Linked DNA regions of Homo sapiens: region 2 is linked to region 1. A link is an interaction called in ENCODE POLR2A ChIA-PET data of the cell type or tissue named here. Cell type or tissue: Caco-2. All regions are shown on one strand. Links, peaks and the distances in the headings refer to the core of each region. The heading gives the core; the rest is flanking DNA. Region 1 has its middle 20 kb from the start of MYEOV. Region 2 has its middle 40 kb from the start of CCND1.

Region 1 (5,375 bases), core at 179-5,178:
TTTTTTTAAAAATTTTTTTCTTGAGAGAAAAAAAGAAAGTGAACTTGAGAAGGGTCAGCCCAGAAGGACTTTGCTTTTTTAAGTCTGATTTTACGTGCAAAATTCAGGTAGAAAGAAAAACTGCCATGAGATATGAGCATGGGGGGCATCAAGTTGGGCTAAATTCACCACTGCTTAGCCCAGAGAGGCGCAGAGGCTGCTTATTATGCTTCCCAGCTCCTCACTGACCCAGAATTGGCTATGGGACCTGGCTGAGGTCAGCACAGACCAACAGAACTCTTCTGACAATAGAAATGCTCTGTACCTGCTCCGTCCCATCTGGTACCCAATAGCTATAGTAGCACTTGAAATGTGGCTGTAGGCTGGGCACGGTAGCTCACATCTGTGGCCCCAGCTACTCAGGGGGCTGAGGTGGGAGGATAGCTTCAGACCAGGGGTTCAAGACCAGCCTGAGCAACATAGTGAGACCCCAACTCTACAAAAAATAAACAATTATCTGTTCTTGGTGATGCCCACCTCTAGTCTGGGCTACTTGAGAGGCAGAAGCTGGAGGGTCGCCTGAGCCCAGAAGTTCAGTGTTACAATGAGCTATAATGATTGCACCACTGCAATCCAGCCTGGGTGACAGGGTGAGACCCTATCTCTAAATTTAAAAAAGAAAGACCGAAACGATGTGACTCTGGCAATTGAGCAACTGAATTGTTAATTTTATTTAATTTTAATTGATTTAGATTTAAAGAGCCATATTTAAATGATGGCTAGTGTCTACTGTACTAGACCACACAGTTTTAGGCTCTGGGGAAAGAGAGCTGCAATTGATTAGCAATGTCTGCCAGGGACGCAGGCTGGGAAGATAAGGCACAAATGCCATATTACAGAAGGACCAGAGATCCAGTGTGATCTGGGTCACCTGAGACCTAAATCAGTGATTCTGGTGCCTGCACAGTTTCAGCATTCAGGAGGAAAAGTGTCTGTGAAGTTTAGTGTCACCCCCTACTCTTCAGTCTCATGGTCTAGTCAGGCAACTGCAAGTCTCTTTACTAGTTTTCTTCCACAGCAGACAGAGGGGTCCTTCCAAAATACCAATGCAGCCATTATCTACCTTGCTTGAAAGCCTGAATCTAATCCTCCAACCATGGCCACCAAGACCTATCCTGAGGCTGTGCCCCTCTGTGGCCTAGGCCCCTCAGTCTTCTCCACCTCCATCCAACACAGACCCCACCAGTCCTGGCTGGTTCTTCCTCTGCTCCACTGCACAGGAAGCTCCAAAGCAAGGGCTTCCTCTTGCACCATCTTAGCACCTCCACCGAAAGCACAGGACCTGAAGAGTCCCCACGGGAGGCTCACATGATTCCAGGAACTCCCAAGTCTACATTATTTTTATGTCCTTCCAATAATAAGACAAGAATCCTTATCGCCCTGTTTTGCAGATGAGGATACTGAGGTTCAAAGAGGGAAAGAGTTTGGCCAAGAACAAAAGAGAAAATGGCATATCTGAGACTCAGACCTGGGTAGATGTCCCTCCCAAACTTGGCCTCAGCACAAGGGTTGCACTGAGAATGGAAATCAGGTCATAGGACACCCAGTCCACTATTTCTTTTACTATTAACTCAACAAATGTTATGTGATGGAAGGGAGGAAGGGGTGGGTGGGTATGTGTATGGATGGGTAGATGGGTGGGTGTGTGTATGGATGAGTAGATGAGTTGGTGCATAGGTGGATGGATAGATAGATGGATAAATGGATTGATACATGGATGGTTGGATGGATGGATGGATGGATGGATGGATGGATGGATGGATGGATGTGTACATGGATGGGTGGATGGATGAGTGTATAGGTGGGTGGATGGATGGATGGATGGATAGATGGATGGAGATGTGGGTGGATGGATAAATATGTAGGTGGATGGCTAGATGGATGGATAAATGTATGGATAGATGGATGAATAGATGAATGGATCAATGGGTGACTAGATGGATTGATGGATGTGTATATAGATGCATGCAAACACACATGAATGAATGCAAGGGCAACAAAACACGGTAACAAGTCATGAATAGGGAATGGGATGAGGTCATCGTCCACCTTTCTCTTAACCATATTCAGGTATATCAGAAAATGAGGTCATGTGAAAAAATTATTTGAGACTTTTGTTTTTAAAGAGATAAAGTAGCTGGCAAGCTGTGCGTATGGAGCAAGCCCTGAGCTGTGTGAGGGCCTGCTCCCCCCACTCCTCCCCTGCCTCCACTCCCCCCACTCCTGCTGGCTCACTGAACCCCTCCCTAATGCTGCTTTCCCATGGGAAGGCTGAGAAGCAATAGCAATTTCTTCTGAATGGAACTCTCCCCTGAGCCAAAGAGTAAACAGGAGCCAGCAAAGAGCTCAAGTTGGTGTGTAACTGCTCGGGCGGTGATTACATAACCAGGACATACCTGGGAGAGGCACTGATCCAGGGGATTTTAACAAGCAAGTGGGGAGGGCTAGCGTGGGAGGCGGGCAGGGGGAACGCCCAGTGCAGGAATGGCCGTGCAGCTACCTGGCCTTGCTGGGAACTGGAGCCGGCTTGCTTGGGGAGGAAGGACACTCAAGTGTCACTTACTGAGAGCCTTGTACCATGACAGTCCTCTTGCATGATTCCTTTGTTTAATCCTCACAAGGGCACTACAGAGTGGGCTAGTTCAGCTATGTTCCCTTTGATAGATGAAAAATTAAAACTAGACACAGAGAGGGGTAGCCAGGCAGCAACTGTGTGGTGAGCTGGGATAGCCCCAGACTGGCTCCAGGGACTGCAGGGTAGACCGAGCTATAAGGCTGGTGCTTTCTCTTCTCCTCTCCCTTCCCTGCCTTGCTGTCCTCCTTCCCTCCCTCCTTCCTCAATTCCTGCCATCAGATCACGTGTCCAAATATTCTTCCAATTGTCCACCCATCCACCCACCTGGTGCCCAGTGGCTTTTCCCTTCTCTCCACAGTAGTGGACCTGCATCAAGAAAGGGACCAAAGGGAAGCAAGATGCAGCTGCTGCCTGCAGAAGGGCTTTCTGACAAGGACGGGTGATGTAGAAGCATCCACCTGCCACAGGACATAGCTTGAACACTTCGGGTGCTGAGCCCTTCCTGCCTGTGGGATACTGAGCAGTTTTGCAATGATTTTCTCCTTTCACCCGCGAGACGGCTCCAAGTTCAAAGCCATTATTCTCCTGTGGCAGAGAGGAGACTGAAGTCCAGAGAGGTGGGCTCAGGGTCTCATGGGAGCCTCAACCTTGGGACTTGGAGGTCAGGGAGGGCTTTCCAGAGGGGGTAGCCTCAAGCTGGCAGAGCAGTTCAGGGTGGGGGATGTTTTTAGCCGCTAGAGCCTTGGGATGGCGAAAGTGGGGAGAGGGTCCTTTGCTGCCTGGCATTCGGCTGCCCCACTATCCTCCAGGAGGAGGGGACTTGGGAAAGCCATGGCGCACCCAGGCAGAGCCCTGGCCAGGCTGAGGACAATTGGCCCAGAGCAGTGGCTTCAGCCCTAGAGCATGGTTGCAGAGTGAGACCATGCACACTGAGACCCTTCTCTGTGTCTCCCCGTCTACAAAGGGAGGGTGAAGTGAGACAAAGCGTGGAAGCTGTGTTGGCACCTGGTGAGTTCTTAGAGGTGGAGGTCCCTGTGGATGCTGCAACTGATAATACGTATCTCCCCAAAGTCCTGCAGGAAGGGCTGGAGCCCAGCCGACAAGCAACAGGGGAGGCCTTGCGCCCAGGTGTTCTTGCCTGCCTGGGCTGTCTGGGGCAACCAGGTCCAAACGGGGTGTCACCCCCAAGGGCGGGACTAGGGTACAAGTCACATCATGAGGGAGACCTCCCTTTCCCACGGCACCCCAGAGCTGCCAAGCGCCACGCTGCCATTGCATAAGCCACCGACCTGCCACCGCTGGCTGCCCCGTGCGTTGCCACGTAAATAGAACCCTGTATTTACCTACCCTGGGGAAGGGACAGGCCTACCTGGTGGGCGGGGAGACAGCAGCTCAGAGGCCTCCAGCTCTGATTTCTGTTCTGCTCCAAGTGCACACACATCCTGTGCCCAGGAGCTGGGCTTGGGTGGGGGTGCACCGGCAGAAGGGGCCAAAGGAAACTCTGCGTCCTGGGAGCATGGGCCAAAGGCCTCTGGGTTGCAGGCTCAGGTTGCAGCCACCAGCTCTGGGCGGGGGAGACCAGACTTGCCTTGCAGGCTACGGCCATATCTGAGCAGCAAGCGTCAGATGGCACTGATGGCCCCAGAGACCTCCCTGCTGTTGGCACTGGTCAGCTGCACAGGAAGGACAAATGGCCATCTGCACAGCCAGGGCCAGAGCCCAGGAGTCTCCAGGAGCCAGCCATGGGCACAGCCCCACCTGTAACAACCATTCCTCCAGAAAGCCAAACTCAGTAAAGACTTATTTTGTTGTAAAGAAATATAATACATGTTTTAGCTTTAATTTCCATAACATTCTAGATGTTCCTATTCTTGTTTTACACAGGAAGAAACTGAGGCACAGAGAAGTAAATGACTGATCCAAGGCCACAGAGCTAATGGGATGATAGAGTCAGGATTTGAACTCAGGTTTCTCTGACCCTAAGTAGTTATTCCCAATAAGTATGCTGCCCCTGTATTTCATCTCAGTGTTTTCATCTACCAAGTAAGAGCAGTCATATAATCCAAGACACAGCATTACTCTGGGCTCTGCGATGAATAATGGTAGCCTCGTGGCATCTGTCCATAGATGCTTGGCTGGATCAATGAATGGATAGGTGAATGGACAGTGGGACAGGTGGGCAGATGGATGGACAGAGTGCCACATTTATGAGTGGGGTGAGAAGATGGCAGGATGGATAGATGGATAGGTGGTTAGAATGATGACCGATAAGCAGATAGACTGGTACATGGACTAACAGGTGGATGAGTAGATGAATGATGGATAAATGGTTGGATGGGTGGATGAGTGAATGCGTGAGGACTAGAAAGGTAAACACAGATAGGTAGAATGGATGGATGATTGAAGGAGTGATGGGTAACTGGATGGATGGATGGATGGATGGATGGATGGATGGGTGGCTGGATGAATAGGTAAATCGGTGGATGGAAGATGAATAAATGAGTGGGTGGACATGTAGATGGATGGTTAGAAAGGGCTTTGAATGAATAACTAACAGTTGGATAGAGGAATAGATAAACAAGTAAATGAATGGATCAATGAACAGATGGACATGTGGATGGCTACAAAGATGGTTGTAATGAAGGCTAGAAAGATGAATGGCGAGATGGATGAGAAGTTAAGTGGGTGAGTGGATGGGTGGCTCTCCTTCCAATCTAACTCTAGTTGGAGAAGAGACTCTCAAACATCCAAAGCCTAGGCC
Region 2 (5,375 bases), core at 126-5,125, 330 kb before region 1:
TGCAACCTGGCTGTGGCTAATGTTGTCTGGCCAGAAAGCTATTGTTCATAAGCCCAGGGCCGCGCAGTTATCATTCATCCTGGGATGCATCGACTTGCCTTCTTCCTGCCGACAAGCTGCTTATGCAAAGCAGCCCCCAGTATTCGTATGGAGGGTGGGGGTAGGGAGACTCTCATGCGTTTACTTTGAAAAGTCTCCTCCTGACAATCAAAAACATTCTCAGGAAACATGCCTTGCTGTGGATGATCCCCACACCCCCTGCCCTCCTGTCTTCAGAAAAACAAATGAGTGGTTTTTCTACAGAAAGGTGTAGAGGTAACTGAGGGAAGCCTGTGATGGGAGAGGAAATTCCCCGTTTTTCATGTCCCCCTTATAACCGAGGGCCTCCTTCTCCGAGGTGCTCTACTGAGCTTCATCCTTCCACATTCTTTCCCCTTGACTGACTCTCAAAGGATCCATTTCAACGCGGAAGAAAAAACTCCAGCATCTTGGATGATGGTCGCTGATTCTGACACTCAGATATGTTGTCGGTTAAACAGATAGCTTTGGCTCAGTGATATCGGACAATTGACCTCTTGGTGCACAGACTCCCAGCAGCCTCGCTCCCAAAGGGGGTCTTAGGGGAAGCCAGGTCCACAGATCAGGAGCCCCTAGGGGACCTGAGATGGGTCTAGGGTTTCAGTTTCATCTGTGATCTTTTCGGTGAGGTGTGTTCAGTCAGCGACTTCCTAGGAGGAAGCCTTCAGCTGCATGGAAAGAAATTTAAGTTCCTATTCTCTGTCCCCAGAGTCATTTAAATGGGGCCAGTGTCGGAGACCGGAGCGTGATCCTGCGCTGTGCCCGTGTGCGATACCATCTCAGTTGCCACTGAGCTCGGCCTGCTGGGGAGGAGGAAGGTGGCCTGCCCCAGGGAGTCAAGAAATTCAATCCAAGTCCATTTTTAACTCGATGAACATTGATTGACAATTTAGTAGGTCTTACGTGGAATGCAAGGAGGAATACATTAAAAGACAGAGTCTCTGCTGAAGGTAGGAATGTACATAACTAGCATAATGCAAGTGGGGATGTGGTATGTATATTAAGAGGGGCACGAGAATGTGCTGCAGAAATGATTCTATCTTGGAGAAGTGGGGAGGCACTGCAGGTGGATGACAGCTGGATCCTGAAGGGCAAATGCAGTGTCAGTGAATGTAGTAGTGTCTTGATCTGCTGGGGCTGCCATGATGAGCTATTGCAGATGGGGAGGCTTAAACAACAGAAATTGATCCTCTCACCATCCTGGGGCTGGAAGTCCCAGATTAAGGTGTCACAGGGCTGGTTGCTCCTGAGTCTTCTCTCTATGGTTTATAGTTGACTGCTTTCTCCCTGTGTCCTCCAGGGTGGTCTTTCTGTGCGTGTCTGTGTCCTCCTCTCCTCTTACAGGGACATCGATCAGATGGGATTAAGGCCCACCCATGTGATCTCACTGGACTTAAATTACCTCTTCGAAGTCCCTGTTCCCAAAAACAGTGTCACATCCTGAGATATGGGGGGTTAGGACATCAACACATAAATATTTGAGGGACATAATTCAACCCGTGCTAAGGGAGAAAGAGGCCTTTCCATGGAGGGGACAGAGTCAGCAAAGCCAGAAGGATATGAAAGGGCAGGGTCTCTGGCCAGGCTTCTCAGATGCAGAGCCTGAGACAAGGGTTTGGGTCCATGGGATTGATTGACAGAGGGCTTTCAAGAGAAAGAAAGTGAGAGAGGCTAGATGGGGCAGGGGAGGCTCAGCACAGTGGTGGTTTCAGCCCCACAGGGGGCTCTGGAGTGTGACCTGCATCACAGAGTCAGTCCCACAGTGAGGCATGGGGGCCCTTAGACCCCCAGGGTCAGTCAGTCAGTCACTGACTATGGCCCTACCAGGCAGGGTGGTTCTGGTGGGATGTTCCAGGCCAGGTGGCTTTCATGCAGTCAATGTCAATTCTTGGCTCAGGACATGGCTGTCAGTCCTCAGCAGCTTTCATCAGAGACTAGGGGATGCTCCCAGAAGCCAGGCCAACACAGGGGACCTGGATGGTGAGCTTGGGGATGAGAAAGCGGCTGCTCTGCTGTGTTGACCACAGGGCTCTGAAGTGGATGCTGGAAAAGTAGTCGGTCTGGAGAGACTTGAAGGCCAAGCCAGGAATCTGGACTTTGACTGTAGGAGGGGAGTTTCCATCTGAGCTGTGCGGCCGGTCCTGCATACTGCACCCTCTTGTAAACATGTGGATTCACCCCAGGCTCAGCTGGGCCCAGGAAGCTGCAGGTTCCCACCTTCAGGTTTCTCCTGGCCAGGCTGGCCCTCAAAGCTGGGCGTGAAGCAGCTGTTGTCTCCCATGGCCTCTGCTCTCGGCCTCCTCTCTGCCACCGTGGTCTTGCACATGTAGGGACCTCATCAAGGGTTTAACAGGAAACTCATGGGGCCCAGCGCCTGCATCTGGAGAGCCACCTCCCTTCTACTCTTTGGGCTTTTATGAAAAAGAGTCCATTTAAATCTGATGAATAAGTCAAAATGAATTGAATAAATAAACGAATATGTGCATCTCTGCAGAGGATGTGGCTGCCTGGTGGAGAGGCCAGCGGGCCTGCCAAAGAACAAAGGCAGGCGAGGACTGGCCACAGTCCTGGGGCCTGGTGGGGGTATGGAGCCCAGGGGTTATCGAGAGCCAAGGAGGAGTGGAAATATGGTTGGCTTTGCTTCCTTCCCTGTTCATCAGTGGTGGTCCTATTAACACTTGCCCTGTCAGCTCCATCCACGGTTGCTTTGAGTGAAGGCCTCCCAGTGTCATTACCGTCATCACCGCATGTTGGAAAATGATAATGTGTTTGAATTTCCTGAGTACACATGAATTTCCGAGGTCTGAATGTGGCACTGGGTCCCAGGCGAGAAGGGGTTTACACAGGGAGAGTTCTGTTGGGACGCACACGCTCCCATGTGGGTGCCGCTCCGCAGGCCACTGTCCCTCCCAAGAGGCGCAGATATGGGGTCTGGAGCTGCCCGTTGCCAGCAGTTCTTCCTGCTGTGGGTGCTGGCCTTGGTCAGTGCCCACGGAAGGTCTCTTCTCTGGACCCTAAGTGGCCAGTTGGCTAAGGAAGGAAACTAGTATTAACTCATCACTCTACTGAATCCATCTAAGCTCCAGGGATGGAGACATGGGGGTGGAGGGTGGTGCTGACTCAAGTGAAATCTTGCCCCAGCTTTGATTCTGCTTGGACGATGGAGGAGGATCCCAGGAAAGTCTCCTCACCCCTACCCCTAGGGTGGCTTAGGAATGCACTGACATTTTGGTTTCCTCCTTCCAAAAATAATAATTTGCACATAACAGACAATTTCTTTCAAAAACAGAGACCCATGTTATAAAAAGGGCAACACCCTGCTAGAGATAGACCACCTCATGGTGGAAACAAATAGCTTGTTTTATAAACTGTACTCCATTCCTTATAGAAATTGTGTTTCCTCTCCAGTGTACCCCGCAACCCTGATGCACCAGATGGACATTGATGGGGAGTGTCTGCAGATCTAACGGGAGCTCAGCTTCACGTTCGACTTGGGTGGCAGCTATGCCATGTGGAACTGTAAAGATTCTGGTACTCGATTTTTATAAAACTACGATACTTATTTTTAAAACTGACAGGCAAAGGAAGAGAGGCAGAAATGCTAATTTAACTCAAGCTGACTTTTTTTTTTTTTTTTAGCTGACTTTGAGACATGACAGAAGTCTGGAAAAGATAAAGCAACAAGTTCAAACGTATAACGCTTACTTTTACTCCGCATCAAAGCAAACCAAACATCGAGAAGACCTATATGCAGAGCTAAAATACTCAATTGATCCTTTTTTTCCCCACTGACCGGCTCCTGGGAAACATGGATGCCTCAGCCTCTTAAATAACGCTGCTAACAGCGGGCCAATTGTGCAGCAGGACGGGCACTGCCCCAGGTAGCCGATAACTTCCTGTGTTGAAACGATGACTTGGAGATTTCATCATGATATCTTTGCACACCAGGAAATATCATCTTTCAGACCTGCCATTTCTTAATCGGTGAGAATGCTATTAAAGTCGATGTCTTAATTAAGCCTAGCATTAGCCAAGGAATTACAGGCATCCGAAGGCTTAGCTGTCTGGTGGGATCCAGTTTCATGAGGCAGGATTAGGTGCACGGCTGGGAACTCCAAGGGGGAGATCCCTGGCTGCGAAGAGAACAGGAACATCTCTGGAGAAACCTGCAGGGTGTGCCTGGTGGGCAGGAACTCAGAAACTCTCTTTGCCTCTCCAGCCTCTTTAACCCATTTTATTACAATTGGTCAGTTTGTTTATGCTATAAATGAATATGTACAGCCAGGCTCCTCGGACTTCTAGGCCTTTGTTTAACTCCTCTGGCCTCTGTTTTCAATCTGAGAAATGGGTTTCATTCTCAAGTGCCCAAGTAGACTGATCACAAACAGCTCTGAAATCTAACTTTGGAGTATGGGACGTAGTACTGAGCCAGGGGGCTGAGCCCTGGGCTCTGGCCTGGCCCCACCACCCCCAAAGCATTTGCACCATGGAGTGTTAAGATTGAGAGGTAAGGGTAGGAAAGCTTTCTGGTCTTGAACTCCTGGGCTCCAGCAATTCTCCCACCTTGGCCTCCCAAAGTGCTGGGATTAAAGGAGTGAGTCACTGTGCTGGAGTGGAGTGTTGCTGTCATGGCTCACTACAGCCTCGAACTCTTGGGCTCAAGCGATCCTCCTACCTCTCAGCCTCTCAAGTAGCTGGGACTGCAGGAGTGCCACCATGCCTGGCTAATTTTTCTATTTTCAGTAGAGATGGGGTTTCACCATGTTGCCCTGGCTGGTCTTGAACTCTTGGGCTCAAGCAATCCTCCCACTGCTGCCTCCCCAAGTGCTGAGATTACAGGTGTGAACCACCATACCTGGCCAGGAAAGCTTTCTGAACACCTGAATTCATGTACCTAGGTAAATGATTATTATTAGCAAAGCAAGGAGAGCTGCCTCCATCTGCTTAGGGTGTTATAACAAAATACCACAGACTGGGTGGCTTAAACAACAGAATTTTCTCACAATTCTGGAAGCCAGACGTCCAAGACCAAGGTTCCTGTTGGGTTTAGCTCCTGGTGAGGGCTCCCTTCCTGGCTGCCAGACTGCCGCCTTCTTGCTGTGTCTTTGCATGGTGGAGGAAGAGAGGGAGTAGGCTGTCTGGTGTCTCTTGCTCTTCCTATAGGGCCACAGTCCTATCAGACTAGAGCTACACCCTAATTTGACCAGGGCCACACTTGATCAGTGGCCCTCCAGGGATGACCAACCACCTGTCCAGACCCTTCCAGGCTAGAGGCTGGGGCTGCTGAGTGGACCCTG

What was found. ChIA-PET counts read pairs that join two places held together with the same protein. Peaks named below come from ENCODE experiments on the same cell type or tissue, not always from the same donor. Only the 100,000 strongest peaks of a DNase experiment are listed, where the experiment ranks them.
Region 2: POLR2A ChIA-PET joins it to region 1 with 13 read pairs; 1 of 35 experiments calls an interaction of 5 or more read pairs at or near these places.

The regions. Positions count from the first base shown.
Region 1 is chr11:69,271,819-69,277,193 of GRCh38, reverse strand. No RefSeq gene overlaps it. Among named protein-coding and RNA genes, the nearest start is that of MYEOV, 20 kb to the left of the region's middle. In Caco-2, for the core only: no CTCF peak of the experiment used is centred there; a DNase peak (open chromatin) is centred at 2,463.
Region 2 is chr11:69,598,396-69,603,770 of GRCh38, reverse strand. No RefSeq gene overlaps it. Among named protein-coding and RNA genes, the nearest start is that of CCND1, 40 kb to the left of the region's middle. RefSeq lists enhancers at 1,888-2,388, 2,389-2,889. In Caco-2, for the core only: no CTCF peak of the experiment used is centred there; a DNase peak (open chromatin) is centred at 2,210.